2 separate regions of the Homo sapiens genome follow, and region 1 is linked to region 2. A link is a loop called in an ENCODE intact Hi-C map of the cell type or tissue named here. Cell type or tissue: heart left ventricle. All regions are shown on one strand.

What was found. Peaks named below come from ENCODE experiments on the same cell type or tissue, not always from the same donor. Only the 100,000 strongest peaks of a DNase experiment are listed, where the experiment ranks them.
Region 1: it touches region 2 in a loop (2.2-fold over the local background); 2 of 110 quality-filtered maps call a loop at or near these places.

What each region holds. Positions count from the first base shown.
Region 1 is chr3:120,037,022-120,045,021 of GRCh38, reverse strand. The region is part of intron 1 of GSK3B (glycogen synthase kinase 3 beta); the gene reads left to right. It also overlaps the pseudogene RFKP3. Among named protein-coding and RNA genes, the nearest start is that of MIR6529, 44 kb to the left of the region's middle. In heart left ventricle, no CTCF peak of the experiment used is centred here; a DNase peak (open chromatin) is centred at 3,931.
Region 2 is chr3:120,193,872-120,201,871 of GRCh38, reverse strand. The region is part of intron 3 of GPR156 (G protein-coupled receptor 156); the gene reads left to right. Among named protein-coding and RNA genes, the nearest start is that of GPR156, 87 kb to the left of the region's middle. In heart left ventricle, a CTCF peak has its summit at 3,340; no DNase peak of the experiment used is centred here.

The sequences.
Region 1 (8,000 bases), 160 kb after region 2:
AACTGCAAGCAAAGTAAGAATTGAGGCCACGATTTCTTTTCATTTATTGAACCACCTTTTTAGCCATCTTGAAAAAGAGTTGTTGATTCTAGTTAATTCATTGGATAAAGCTGTAATCCCTTGCAAGACCTTCACTATGCTCTCATTGGGGGCAGTATTGTTTGGGATGAAGGTACAATATTGAGTTTTCATTATAATACAAACTCCACCTTTTTCAGCTAATATCATGTCTAGGGCCATTCTGTTTTTCCAAGCCATTCTTGCTAGTAGGACCTAATTGGTCAGCTATTCCTTTGACAGCATCTCTGGTGTAATTAATAAATCGCTGCTGATTATAATAGATGTAATCTATCCAATCTACATTTTTGTTGATACTTACCCATGGAGGCAATGATTCAAATCCTGCAGCTATTTGGTCTTGGGCTTTGAATTTATCAGGTACTCCCTGTGAGATTCCAATTGCGTCTAAATAAACTTAAGAGTCAAAAGACCCATAAGGGGCTTCTCTTACTTTTCAGTGTTGTGATTTTTTTTTTTTCTCTGCTTGATGAAATGCCAGGGTGAAAGGGATAGCCAACTGGACAAGAGAGCAAGTGCTGCTCCAGTTACTTGGTGGAGTGCCCAGTAAGGGTCCACCACAATACCATCATATACCTGCTCAAGGATGGCTAAGGGCAGACTGATGGGTAAGCTCTTGGAAGGGCCTAAGCTCACTGTGTTCCATTAAGCTTCCCAGGAACGCCAAGTTTTTCCCATTCCGTGAGAGACACAAGGTGAAATTGACATTGAGAGATGGAAGCTGGATGGCCCTTGGGGGCTGACCCACAGGGTGTTGGACTTTGGGATAGAGCAGGGAGAGAGCTTGGCATGATTTATTACTCCTAGCTGTAGAATCCTGGAAGAGAGTTACCATGCAGCCCATGCCCGGTTGACTGGAGCACCATTCGAGTGGAAAGGGGACAATCTGGGCCTCTGGCCGGCCATGCACACAAGCATAACAATTGCTTTTGTTTAATGTGCGGACAGAATTTTTGATGCATTTCAACCAGACATTTGTATCTTGATATCCTATTTTAATTGCTAGAGTTTGCCTTAGATCATCTGCTTCTACAATGTTTACTTCAGCATTGTTGTAGGGCAGGGTAGAAGGTTTAGATGGAGAAGGAGGAGGGAGGTTAATAAAACGCATTTTAAAGAAGCATATAGGGTTGTATCCATTGGTCTTTACTCTTAAGCCGTAAAAGTGCTCTGAAGGGGGTGTAGGGTTGGTGGAGGTAGGAGTATTAATGGAAATAGTTACTGGGTTACAATGGTGAGATGGACAATTAGAGGGGGTGGTTCCTTTGGTAAAAGTGGAGGTAAGATTTTAGGTTGGTACAGCCATCTGGGGAGGTCCAGCCCGGATCTCTGGTAGTCCAGATGATATCTGCCCATTGGGAACATATCTCTCAATTTGGGGTGTCTTGGTACCCCTGCCATGAGCAAGATGCAGGGTCAGTGGCTTTTCTGGAGGGGCAGAGGTATTTTTCTAAAGTAGAGATTTGTCTTTGTCATTGTTCGTCCTCACAAGGTGTAACAAGACAAGCATCAAAGGTAATGATTTGGGGTGAATCTGACCTAGTTACATTGATAACAAGGTGGTCATCAATAGAATGAGAAAAGAAGAAAGTAATAGAATAGATGGAAAGATGAAAGAGAGTTAAACTTTTTGTAGCTTTAGTTTGAGAGGTTTTTTTCTTTGGATAATGGCCCATGACTCTGGAGGTGGTGGTGTTTTCTTGACTCGGGTGTGATGGGTCCATCCTTTTTTTGCTGTCTGGACTGCGGTTTTAGTGGTTAGAAGCCGCAGGTAAGGTCCTTCCCAGGCCAGCTCAAGTTTTTCCTCCTTGATGAGGACGTGATCCCCAGGCTGTTATTAATGGACTGAGAGCTCCAGGGTTAGCGCCTGTGCTAAGAGACCTTTGGTTTTAAGAAAAAGAGAAAGTAAAGGAGAGACCAAGTATATAATTCTTGAGGAATTGGTCTTTTGTTTTAAATGTAGGAATGTCAGCAGTGGAGTGTAAATAAGGCAGTCTGTAGAGCCATCTCATAAAGGGAAAGGCCTGTATCTTTTTGAGGAGCAGTTTGGATTTTCATCAGGGCAATTGGAAGACATTTGGTCCATGGCAACTGAGTCTTTATAACTAATTTGGTTAGATGGTTCTTTAAGCTCTGATTTGTCTTTTTAACCTTCCTTAATGACGGTGGGTGCCAAGGAGTATGATATTTTCATTTAATGTTTAGGGCTTGGGATAGCTTTTTAATGATATGAGCTGTGAAATGGGTTCCATTGTCTGAGTCAATATTTTTTATTAGCCTGAACTTGAGCACTATATTTTTAATTAATGCCTTAACTATATTATTGGCTGTTGCATTTGACCCAGTGAGTGAGGTGATCTATTGTCATTAATAAGTATTTTAGACAACCCGTTAGAGGCATCTCTGATTAATTTGGGTACTTTGGAATGGTCTTAAGCCTGGACTCCTTTCCCCAAGGGATAATCTCTTTTATAGTTTGTTTATCAGTTTTCATATATTTACATATAAAGCAACTATCTATAACCCGTTTTGGCTAGGGTATAAGTTCCATGAAGACTGCATCACACATGGCCTGGGGTCCTTAATGAGTCCTTTGATGCAGGTTGGACAAGACTTGGTCTGTCAATATCTATTTTTATTCTGAGCTCTCTTTAGTGCCTGTTCTTACTAGCTTTTCTTTCTCAGTGGAAGAGAAAACAGAGATCACAGTAGGAGGAGGAAGGTAAGGAGTTAAGTGGAGAACAGGCATTTCAGAAGAAATGGCAGCCTGTTTGGCTTATCTGATCTGTTAGGTTATTTTCCTGACTCTTAAAAGACAGGCTTTTTTGGTGTCTGGGGACATAGACAATAGCGATTTTCTCTGGCAACTGAAGGTTATTCAGTGCTCGGGTGATTAATTCCTTGTGAACAAGGTTTTGACCTTACTGTTAATAAGACCTCGTTCAGCCTAAAATCTTTCCAAATGTATGAGCCACCCCAAAGGTGTACTTAGAATTGGTATAGATGGTTCCTCCTGGTTCTGCAAGTACTTTAAGGCTTGGCTGAGTGCAAACAATTCACAAGTTTGGGCAGACCAATTATTGGGCTATTTTCTTGACTCTATTTCTTTAAGAGCGTCTCCATCAATTACTGAATACCCATTGTGTCTTTTTCCTTCAATCACTTGGGAGGAGCCATCTATAAAGAACTGTCGCCCAGTCCTGAAGTGAGTTTCTCCTAACTTTGGCCGGACCTTTGTATGGTAATCAATTAAATCTAAACATGTGTGCTTTCTTTTTAGATTTAGAACTCTTGTTAAGAAACCTCCTGGGTTAAGCAAATTATCAGTGGTTAAATCATCCTCTTGTTTTAACAGAGTAGCCTCATACTCATACACATGTAATACTTTTCCAGTGGTATATTTTAATATAAGTGACTCTAAAGAATCAAAGTTCTTTTCTGGTCTGGGGTAGCCAACAATGATCACATTGAGGATTTCCTTATAGAAGTCTTTTTTGAAGGTATGCATGATATGTGTTTCCATGGGCTTCTTTGTATTCTTGTAGTATGGGTTCCATCCTGTGCTCACCACCATCTTATGGACATCTCTACTTCCAGCACTGGCCCAACTACAATAAATGCCGGTGGATATATCAGCTGGAAGGTTATCTACCACTTACTCAGGAAAATTAGCTGCAGGGATGCCCAGCTGCTTGGAGCCGCAGCCAAATCCCTGCACCACTTGGCCCCAGCAGAAGTAAGGCAGATGTCCCATAATGTAGCCTGTTCGGGGTTTGGCCCGTGGCCTGGTCTGCATGTTTTGCAGAGCCACCCTTTACATGGTGCCTGAACCCTGGACCAGCAAGGGGGCAGGAGCGTGGGCTCTGCCTACTGTGGAGGCACACCAGGGCCCGGACGATGCCAGTGACACAGTGTGGCAGATCCTTGATGCTGCCCACCCTACAAAAGCTGCCTGGCGACTTAGGTGCATGGAGTCCCTTTAAGGAGGGATACTTAGGCTGGGAGGGAATAGGTTCATAGGGTGTTGATTCCCAAGAGTGAGAATTGTAAGGAGGAGGAGTAACATGAGTAGGGGAAGGATATGAAGCAGGATCTAGGATGGCAACAGCTGCCTGAGAGGAAAGGGTTGGGGTCACTGAGCAGGGGAAGACAGTGTAGGGGATCCCATGTGATGGTCTTTAGGCATGGGAACTGGCTTTTCTAACCTTTTATTATCTTTCCAATATTTTAACATGAGACCTAGGGGGCTAGGTCTTTTAACAAGAGATTGGGGGGACTATCTTTGTTGCTGTTTTTATCCTTTTTACTTCTTGTCTTGCTTGGCGTATTTCCCATGTTGGGTCCTAGTTAGGCTGAATCCCTTGTACTAAAGACTTCTTGCCTATTCTTCTCTGGGGGCTTGTTAAGGCTCAATCCTTTGTATCAGTGATTTCTTGCCTATTCTTCCTTGGGGAGCTTGTTAAGGCTCAATACCTTGTGTTAGAGATTTCTTGCCTATCCTTTAGCCCCACCTACTGGAGGTTTCTTGCACCCTTTTTTCGCTGCATCTGCTCTGGCCACTTCCCTCGCGGGAATATTTCAGGTCCCTCTTAGCATTGATGGCGGGTCAGTATAAACTCCTGACAGGATCCCCAAAGGGCCGCCCTAAGCTGTATGAGGTGACCACGGAACTGCCGATAGGACCCACTCACTCTGCACAGCAGTAGTGCTTAGTACCATTCACACAAGCAGCACTGCAAGCAGTAGTGCTTGTGATCATTTACACACTTTTAACCTCCAGAATCCCAACCACCAAGGAAATACTTTGTCGCCCCTGCGACCTTCTGACTTTGGTCTGTGCACAGAGTTACCTAGTCGCTGTGGTATGTGAGCCTCCTTTCCCCGAGCTGCCGGCCTGTTTCTTTCCCATGTTGCTGAGAGTCTGGGTTTATTTGTCACACTGGGTGGGCCTCAATTCCTTTATCCCTGAGGCTGCTGCAACGAGGCAGTGGGGCGCACCTCTTCACGGGAGAGGACCAAGACCCTTTCCCAGAGGAGAATGGGAATCCCGGATGAGCCCGCAGATTTGTTGGAGATAAATGCTCAGTGCCAAAAGTTTTCTCAGCAAGGCAATTTACTTCTGCAGAAGGGTGTATCTTGCAGATGGAGCAATGGCAAAAGCACAGGGAGCACAGGAGAGAAGGGGTTTTTATCTCTAATGCATAGTCCCTACCTCTGTGTCACTCCCGCATGGGCTGGGTTCGGACTACACAATCTAAGCAGACCCGATTGGCTACTTGTGAATATTTTTTCCAAATAAGAAAAGGGGAAGGTGAGTTACAGTGATGGGATGTGTGGTTTCGAAGGGTGATGTGTGGTTTCTAATGGGTGGAATGGGTGCAGAGTGTTTAACCAAGGGAACAGTTGTAAGCTATTGATAAGAGCTGACAGGAAGATTGGTTTTTTTTTTACAGTAACTAGAGGCAAGGAGGCATGGAAAACAAGAAAGTTGAGTTTGAGAACAAAAAACGAGGAAGTTAACAACCTGAACCTTTGAAGAGAAATTCAGAAAAATTCATTGTATCTTACAGACATAAGTTTTCAACTCACTTGTGTAAATATCTATGAGTGTGATTGCTGGGATTGTGTGGTAAGACTACATTTAGCTTTGCAGGAAACTGCTGATGTGTCTTCCAGAATGGCTGTACTATTTTACATTTCTGCAAACAGTGAGTGAGAGTTCCTGTTGCCTCACATTTTCATCAGCTTTTGGTGTTGTCAGTGTTTGGGATTTTAGCCATTCTGTTCCAGTGGATGTATAATGGTATGGCATTGTTTTAATTTACAATTCCCTAATGACATATGATGTTGAGCATCTTTTCATATGCTTATTTGCTACCTGTATATCTTCTTTTGTGAGGTATCAGTTCAGATTTTTTGTACACTTTTTAATTCATTTGTTTTATTATTGAGTTTTAAGAGTTCTTTGTATATTTTGGATACTAGCCCTTTATCAGATATGTGTATTGCAAATATTTTCTCCCAGTCTATGTCTTGTCTTTTCATCCTGTTTCATAGTGTCTTTCTTTCAAAGAGCAGAAGTTTTTAATTTTAACGAAGCCCACTTTTCCATTTTTTTTTTTTTTATGGACTGTGCTTTTGGTGTTGTATGTAAAAAGTCCTCGTCAAACCAAAGGTTACTTGGATTTTTCCTGTTATCTTTTAGAAGTTTTATAGCTTTGCATTTTACTTTAGGTCTATGATGCAGTTTGAGCTAATTTTTTAATTTTTGTGAATTTTTGTGCATTTTGAGTTAATTTTTGTGTAAGTTGATGTGTGTTTATTTGCATGTAGATGGTCGCTTATTCTAGTACCATTTTTCAGAAAAAGACTGCCATCCCTTTTTGATGTCCTCTTTCAATGATGCACATGTTTTTTTGAGACAGAGTCTCACTCTTGCCTTGGCTGGAGTGCAGTGGCTTGATCACAGCTGACTGTAGCCTCAACCTCCCAGGCTCAATCAGTGCTGCCATCTCAGCCTCCCGCGTAGTTGGTATCATAGGTGTGGACCAGGGTTTCACCATGTTGCCCAGGTTGGTCTTGAACGCTTGGGTTCAAGGAGCACACCCACCTTGGCCTCCCAAAGCACTGGGATTACAGGCATGAACCACCATGCCTGGCCTCAGTGGCACAGTTTTGAGGGTGAATTATGATAACTAAAATTGAAGAAGAAACCTGAGATTGTTGTAATTAATAATTTGACTTCATATTATGCCTTTAAAAATAGCTTAGGAGGAAGTAACATGTTGAGTAAGCGCCTGGGCTCTGGGATAAATTCCGAATTTGCTATTTACTTGCTGTGACATTGGACAAGTTACTGAACTGTGCCTCAGTTTCCTTGTATGTAAATGTATTTTTAGGTTAAATGAACAATATTTAATATAAATTGTTTAGTACAGTATCTTGCATATGTTATAGCTATGGAAGATTATTAGTAATAAAGACTTCTTTAGATGTTTTATATATTTTTTATTCATCAGTTCCTCTTATTTTATTCTCTATAGTGTATTACAGGAAAATATAATAGTGTTAACCTATGGACTGTTTGTGTAGTTATTGATGTCATCTGGCAGAAGCAGATTTACATAAGGGAGTTTAATGACTGACCTAGAATAACCATCATAAAGAGCATAAAATGTAAAAAATGGAGTTCTAAATGCATGCTTATATGCTCAGTATTTTCTGAAACCACTAAATACCATTAAATACCTCAAGACTAAAGGTTTGATGTGTAAGATGGTAAAAAAAAAAAGAGCTGTAGTGCTTTATTTTTATTTTTTATTTACTTCTTTTTTTGAAATAGGGTCTCTCCCTGTCACCCAGTCTGGAGTTCACTTTATAAAACATATTTCCTTCCTTTGCATATGACGTATTACACACTACCGGCTTGCTTAATATATTTAGGATTGTTTCTTATTTTAGATTTTGAGTTATCTCTCCAATAAGAATACAAGTTCTTCGGGATAATGTGTCTTCAGTTTTTCAGTCTGTCACCATTTCTGGATGGAGAAGCTCATGTTTCTTAATTGCTTAAGAAGTTAAGCAATTTGGATAATTGGATAAGCTATTACTTTTAAATTATTGCTTTATTTTATCTTGCCATTTGATTCTTCCTTCTAGAGTGGATAGAGGGACCATTTACAATATAATAGCGAAATGCATATCTGTTTTTAAAGTTAGAACTGGAAGGCCAGTAAGATAAACAAGGGTCCTTTAGGGCAATACCTTGAGTAAAATAGCAAAGCAATTTTTTTGTTTGTTTCAAGTAATTGCTAGTGAATAAGGAGTATTTCTATACTTCTGTATATTCAGCATTTTTCTTTGTGTTAGGAAACAAGATGATAATTGTTTAATGCAGTGATAGGAACTGCTGTTCTGCTGAG
Region 2 (8,000 bases):
CTAATATGCTGATAGCAGAGATTATATCTCCTTTGCCTTCCTATCACTGGTTCTTAATACCTTGGCAAGTTAGTATTTAGGAATTGTTGAATTAATGTTTGGCACATGAAGATCATTAAAGCAATAACTCATAAAGCATGGGGAAAACAAGGTCATTTGCTAAAGGGGAATTTGGGGGCACGATATTTAGCAAGTCTTCTTTCACACTTATAGCTAAATATTTTGTTTATTTGATTATTTGATTGATTTGGGTGTAAATTCTATTGCACCTCTGGTAAACCAAGTCAGCCTGCCCTTCCTGGTTAAGAAAGAGAGACAGAAATGCAAAGTGTAACCAGCTTATTAATAAGCCGAGGATAGAGAAAAGAAATTTGTCTCTGGGCTGGGAGCAGTGGCTCATGCCTGTAATCCTAGCACTTTGTGAGGCCGAGGCAGGCGGGTCACTTGAGCCCAGGAGTTTGAGATCAGCCTGTTCAACATGGTGAAACCCCATCTCTACTAAAATTACAAATATTAGGCAAGGATGGTGGCATGTGCCTGTAATCCCAGCTACTTGGGGTGGCTGAGACACGAGAATCGCTTGAACCCGGGAGGTGGAGGTTGCAGTGAGCTGAGATCGCCTCACTGCACTCCAGCCTGGCTGCACTCTAGCCTGGGCAACAGAGTGAGACTTTGTCTAAAAAAAAACAAAAAACAACTGTCTCTGGCATAACTTGAGAAGGGAGAAGCTAGAAGAGACCTTTGGTTTCATCAGGTCCAAGCACTGCTAACCATTCAGCTATTCTGTGGGCAGAATGTCTTTGTTCTTCCAGGTGCAACTTCAGCAGCTGTGGGCCTGAACTGACAGTGCGGGGTAAGGATATCACTCTCTCCATGTGAAACAAAGCAGGACTACAGGAAAGCAGGCTGATTTGGAAAGGCCAGGCCCACCCAGGACAAGAGGCAGTGCTGAGTGTTTGGCTCATGACAAAACATAATTTACAAATTTACTGGCTTCAAGGATGTAAAAAGTTATAATTTACTGGCTTCAAGGGTGTAAAAAGGCCTGCTTCCTAGCCTAGCTGCAAGCAGCAACTCAGTCCATGATCAGCAGATTTTCTGAAGCCTGGGGGTGGGATGCATGTTGTTAACCTCTGATGCAGATGTCTGCTGAGAGTCTGTAATCTGTGTGGTCATGAAGATGAGATTTCATCCATCAATTGCTTGACAAGGGCTATCATCGTATCTCTGGGCCTGCGTGGCTCTCAACACACGACGTAAGAAACATATTGGACAAAAGCATTTCCTGGGAGAATTCTCCAGCAAGAATTCAGCCATTGGCAAAGAATCTTTCAAGTGGCCCTATCTCACTGGAGACAAGTAAACATATACGCAGTGCATATGTGAATATACACTCCTTCAAGGTGCTGCACTTTCCTAGAAACAAAAAGAATGAGAGGAAAAAGCTTTACAGGCATCCTGTTAGGATGCTTTCTCTCGTTTATTTTTAGGCTCTTTTCAGCTCTGTGCTAAGAGGGGAGGCAAAGGAAGGGCTTACCCAGAATGCAAAGCTTTTTAGTGAGGGTTTGGGGTGTGCAAATTTGTTAAAGTGGTGAAAACCCAGTGTCTATGGAAGTTCACAGCATCCACAGCACTCAGAGCCCCCCAAATATCTCTGGCCCTTGTGTTCACTAATTCCAAGGAATTCTCAGCCATTCCAGGGGACTGTGGGGATCCCCCTGAAACCACTACAATTACCCAGAATGTGCCCCTCCTAACACATAGGCATTGAACCAGTTCCTAACTCTCCCCCAACTCTCACAGATCTCTAGTACTTTAAGAGCCATATGGCACACATGCTTAGCCCTCAGCCTTCTGCCTAATAGGGGAGTGCTTTGCCAGGGAAAAATAAGATTAGGGAAGAGGACAAAGAAAGAAGAAGAGAAGGAGTTTCCATATCCATTAATGAATTCATTCAACAGATGGTTATGGAACACTTACCATTTTCCAAAGACCGTACTATGGTGTGGGTTATAGAATAAGAAACAGCCTGGCTTTTGAGGAGTAGAAACTGTCCGGTGGAACTAACATTAAAAGGTGGTAATATAACATGACAATTGTACTGATGCACATAGACCCTGGGGTGTTTTAGGGACATAGAGGATGGCACCAAACCTAGACTGAGGGCATCATCCAGACAGATACATGCTCTTGTTTCTGTGAGTCCTGTGAGGTGAGTCACTCACAAAGAAAATGTAAAGAAATAACTCAGAATAAATAAAAAGATAGATGGCACAGTAAGCTTGGCAGATTGATGTTGGAGAACGTCAGTTTTGGTGGCAACAATCTGCAAGGTTGTCTAATTTTCTCCTGCACCACTCGGCTGCCCGGATGCAAAAGCAGACAATGGATTGTGGCTCTGATCTGAGTTTTATTGGGCAGATGCTGCAGAAGGGCTTGTTTGAAAAGGGAATAGGATGTTATTGAGAGAACAGTTCAGATGACCAACCAGGGATCTGAAATTAGGTAGAGACAGTAAGAGAGACTGATAAACTATGAGGAAGCAAAAGAACCAAGTGACTGGAGGTCTATAGGCTGTCAATGTACAAATGTGGCAGGAGTAAGCACATGAGAGGGCTGGAGGATAGGATGCTCACTCATTTATTCCTCAGATGTTTATTGAGTGCCTTCAGTGTCCAGGTAGTGTTCTAGTTCTGAGAGTACATCATGCACAATGCTATTGGGAGGAGAAAACAATAAATAAAATCATAATAATAAACAAGTAAATTATGTAATATGTTAAAAGGTAATAAGTACTATGGTTGGATGGGGGCAGGGGAAGAGAATAGAGCAGAATAAGAATTCAGAATTCCGAGGATAGGGTATAATTTTAAATAGGGTTGTCATCATAGCTCTGGTTGAGAAGGTAACATATGAACACACAATCAGGAGAGAAAGAGGATGAGCTATGCAGATACATGTATTGAAATATTCCAGGCAGAGAGAACAGCCACTTCAAAGCCTCGCAGTGTGTGAGTGCCTGGTGTTTTCAAGGAAAAGCAAGGAGGCTGTGTGGCTGGAGTGGAGTGGGCCTGGAGAAGATGTAAGAAATGAGGTCAAGAAACAACAGGGATCGAGTGTGTAGGCTTTGTAGACTCTGGTAAAGACTGGCTTTCCCTCTGGGAAATAGAGAGTCATTGTGGGGTTTTGAGCACAGAAGTGATGTGATCTTATGTCTCTTTAATGGATTACTCTAGCTGCTATGTTGAAAATAGACTTGAGGGAAGTGCCAGGGTAGAAGCAGGGAGACCAGTTAGGAGGCTATTGCAATAATCCAAATAAGAAATGCAAAGTAAGACTTTGATCAGGTGGTGGCAGCAGAGGTGGTGAGAAGGAGTTAGATTCTGGATGTATTTCGAGGATAGAGCCAACAAGATTTATGACAGATTGGATGTGGGTAGTGAGCAAGAGTCAGGATGACTCCAAGGTTTTTGGTCCAGGCAAATTGAAAGGTGGAGTTGCCATTATCTGAAATGGGGAAGAAGGTGAGCAATTGAGAGGGAGACTTGGAGTTAAATTTTGAACAGATTGTAGTCAAATTGGTGTTGGGATATTGGTGTTTACAATTCCTGAAGGGGAACCATTCTGAGTGACCCTAAGACCCAGAGTGTAACCTGGGGATGGGTGTCTGAAGAGGAATAAAGTGAAATCATTATGATTGAATAATTTAGAACTCTGGAGGCTGAAAAGCTAATGAAATCTCCTAGGATGTTCTACGAGGATGGTGGCCCAGGCACGAGAGTAGGGAACGGGGTCAGGCCTTATGATGGATACTTTAAATACAAATAGTTAGAGGTCACACTAATATTAGCTTGAGGTGTGCAGAATTTTAATTGGGTGCAGATTAGTGTATACATTAGAAATAAGCAAGATATTAAAAGATCAAATTTGCTGAAACACATCAGATAACATTATGATAAAGGTATTTGGAGTTTTATTTGAGTTAGATTTACAATCCCATTGTAGCATGGATCAAAAACAGTAAGTTGATAAAGAAATCAGATAAATTTTCACAATTTAAATTTTAATTGTTTTATTAAAAAGCATTTTGGAAAGACATTCATATTTGGTTTTGGATAGGTTAAAGCTCAGTGATACCATTTACATCAATTTTTATAGCATTTTAGAGAGCATGGTCTTGTGACATCTTAGGATAAGTTTTCTGTTAGTCACAGCATGCCAACAAGTACCTTGTGCTCCATTCTCTGGCCATGTTTTCAGACTCAGTAACTTCAAATAAAATAAACTGCCAAGTTGAGAAATTAACATTTGATAAAGTTTTTGCAACATCATACCATTGAGCTGGTGGATGTGGCTTAAGCATCTGAATTCATTAGAGACTATTGAAATGATAATGCAGAATTATACAGGTTTTGCAGATGTAGTTCAATATTTATCTATATGTATTGAAACCTCACTTGAGGATAGAAAAATCAAGCAAGTTCTTGTCTTACATTTCCACTCAATAAATGAAGAGGAAGAGATAATGAGAAAGCTATATAATCCTTTAAAAAAAAAATTCACCTTGTTTCTGACTGACAGTAACCCAATTCAGGCTTTTTACTCTTCATAAATGGAAGACAAGTAACCTAGATAGTACTGGCTATCTATAATTAAATATACAATATTGAAATCTATTTGCTTTGTGGAAATTATGTGTTTGTGGCTGATTAAAATATTCAGCTATGTAGGCTTCATCTTTTAGCTCAATAGAAAAATATAAATGACATTGGTGACTGAATTCCTACCAACGTGGCAAAGACATTCCCCAGACATACATAATTCACCTGCTGAATTGGAGATGATTCACCTTTCAGTGACTTCACAGGTGTTAACTTGGCCAAACAAAAAAGGGAAATCATCTTGTATTCATCTTTTGTTCCCTGAGGCAAGTTTTCAGTAAGATTGCTCGGGAAAAATATCACAATATACATATATAAGTCCATAGTATGTCTATTTGAATAATGAATTAGCACCACTGTCTGAGAGGTGAAAACTATTCAATGTATATTTTCTGGAAAATAACTAAATTGAGTTCCTCTTAACTAAATCAGAAAGAGAAGGAATCCTCAATCAGGATTTCATGTAGTACTGTATCACTCAAAGGAAAACTGATTGTATAGTGGTACTCAAATAAAGTGGGTCCAAAGAAAAATTATGAGAGAAACGTACCGATCAGTGATCTGGACCAAACAGACATGTGGCTGTGAAATCCAGGCAGTTGCTTGGTGACGAGGTCACCATCAGATAGTCATGGCTTATGTGCAGGAATGTGAGAATGGCCATGGGGAGGAATGGCCTGGGTTATGGGTCTTGCAGGAGTCCCACTGCTTGTGCCATTGCTCAAACTTCTGACTGCCCTGTGCAGCCGGTGCCAGGTCAGCAGTACTCTCTGCTCTGAATCAGTGTCAGCACTGGTCTCTCTAATGTAGTACCTTTCTTCAAAAAATGCTTTGTGAAGCTGCTGGTTAGCACTGTTCTTACTTCTGTAGTTAATATTCACCACATATTCCCCTTCTTTTGTGGAGAGATAAAGAAATTAAGGAAAATCACTCTCCATAAGTCCACAATCTGAAGACATGGAGGCTGAGGAGGCAGACCTGAATGAATAAGTGGATCATATGATAGGGCTAGATCTTAAATTTGGATACAGGAGACTTAAGGTAAACCACAGAAGCTTGTTGTTTATACATGTAGCTCTTTTGCTAAATATAAATGTGGCATGTGAAGATTAATAAATCTGAATGTAATGTACAGAATGTACTAGAACAGGAAAAAATTGGTGTTTACTGAGAGCTGAAGGTTACATCAAAAATCTAAAAAGTAATATTTTTGCATCATCTTAAAGTTTGCAAACAGTTTTGGCACATACATCATCTCATCTTTGCAATAACCTGTGGGGTAGATACAAAAGATGATGTTATTTTCATTTTCCAGATGAGGAAATAGGAGCCTGTTTCCTGGTCAGACAGGCTTAGTCAGCTGTGAGTGGCAGAGCTGGTGTTCCCACCTGTTACCCTCAACCCCAGTTCCATTGCTCCTAACATGATTGTATCCTGGATAAACATGGTATCAAGAATGGAGAGGCCAAGCGCGGTGGCTCACACCGGTTATCCCAACACTGTGGGAGGCCGAGGTGGGCGGATCACCTGAGGTCAGGAGTTCGAGACCAGCCTGGCCAACATGGTGAAACCCCATCTCTACTAAAAATGCAAAAATTAGATGGGTGTGGTGGTGCGTGCCTGTAAACCCAGCTACTGGGGAGACTGAGGCATGAGAATCACTTGAACCTAGGAGGTGGAGGTTGCAGTGAGCCGAGATTGCCCCACTGCACTCCATCCTGCACAATAGAACAAGACACTGTCTCAAAAAAAAAAAAAAAATGGAGAGTGAAATTTGGGAGGCTGAGGCAGGCAGATCACTTGAGGTCAGGAGTTTGAGACCAGCCTGGCCATCATGGCAAAAGCCTCTCTCTACTAAAAATACAAAAATCAGCCTGGCGTGGTGGTGGGCACCTGTAATCCCAGCTGCTCGGGGCTGAAGCAGAAGAATTGCTTGAACCTAGGAGGCAGAGGTTGCAGTGAGCCAAGATCATACCACTACACTCCAACCTGAGCAACAGAGAGAGACTCTGTCTCAAAAAAAAAAAAGGATGGAGAGTGAGAGAAAACTCAGAGACTTTGAAATAAGAAGTGAAAGAGGCCGGGCACAGTGGCTCACACCTGTAATCCCAGCACCTTGGGAGACCGAGGCAGGCAGATCATTTGAGGTCAGGAGTGCGAGACCAGCCTGGCCAACATGGTGAAACCTGTCTCTACTAAAAACACAAAAATTAGCTGGGCATGGTGGCGGGCACCTGTAATCCCAGCTACTCGGGAGGCTGAGGCAGGAGAATCACTTGAACCAGGGAGGCAGAGGTTGTGGTGAGCCAAGATCATGCCATTGCACTTCAGCCTGGGTGACAGAGCAAGACTCTGTCTCAAAAAAATTAAAAAAAGAAGAAGAAATGAAAGAAACTTGGCAATTGATTGGGTGTTTCTGATAAAGAAACAGAAGAAGGAAAAGGTGATTCCTAGGTTTCTAAAACCTGGAAGAGGTGGACAGTGAGATTATAATATAAGCAGCTGATGTTGGCAACATGCCTACTATGTGCCAGGCCATGTGCCAAGCATTTTGCCATATTGCCTTATTAAATCCTTACAACTCTTTGAAGGTAGATCGCATAATTATTATTCTCATTTTAGAAAAGGGTGTGCATGAAAGTTGCTCTCACTTTTAGAAAAAGAAAAAAATCTTCCCTCCAAAACAAGGCTAAGCTCAACTGGATTCACTGGCCTATGCTGACAGTACCTGGGGCCTGGGACAGTGGTTTGGTGTTCTTGTGTGTATGGATGTATTACAATGTCAGACACAAAGTAACTAAGCCGTGCTCCTGGCGGTTATGATGCTTGCAAATCCAGCACTGCCAAACTGTTTAGTGCCTCCTAGGTGCTTTGCCTGTGGTTAGAACAAGCTTCACTAAGTGGATAGTTTTGCCTTGGCCCTGCCTTTAAGGCAGTCTGCCATGTCATCAAGAGACATAGGTAAGAATGCTCTCCTCCTTAGTTATGATTTAAAAATAAAAGTATAACAAAGTATAATTATCAAATGACTATTAGTAGAAATGTTGCATTTATATACACTATTTAGATTACAATTCTTAAATACAATGTCTTTCCTTCTTGTTACTTGTAATTAATTAGTATCAGTCACTGTCCAGTGTGAGCCTGGCATTGCCCTTAGGTTAACCAGTTCACATCCTGAACTTCTGTTGGTGCCCAGGGTATTTGTCTGAAACCCTGATTATTTACATCTCCCTCTAACTTTCAAATTTGTCTCCAATCTCATCTAAAACTATTAATACTTGAGAAAAGGCCTTTCCCCAATTTCCTGCTTCTAATCCCTTTATCCTCTTTCTTTCT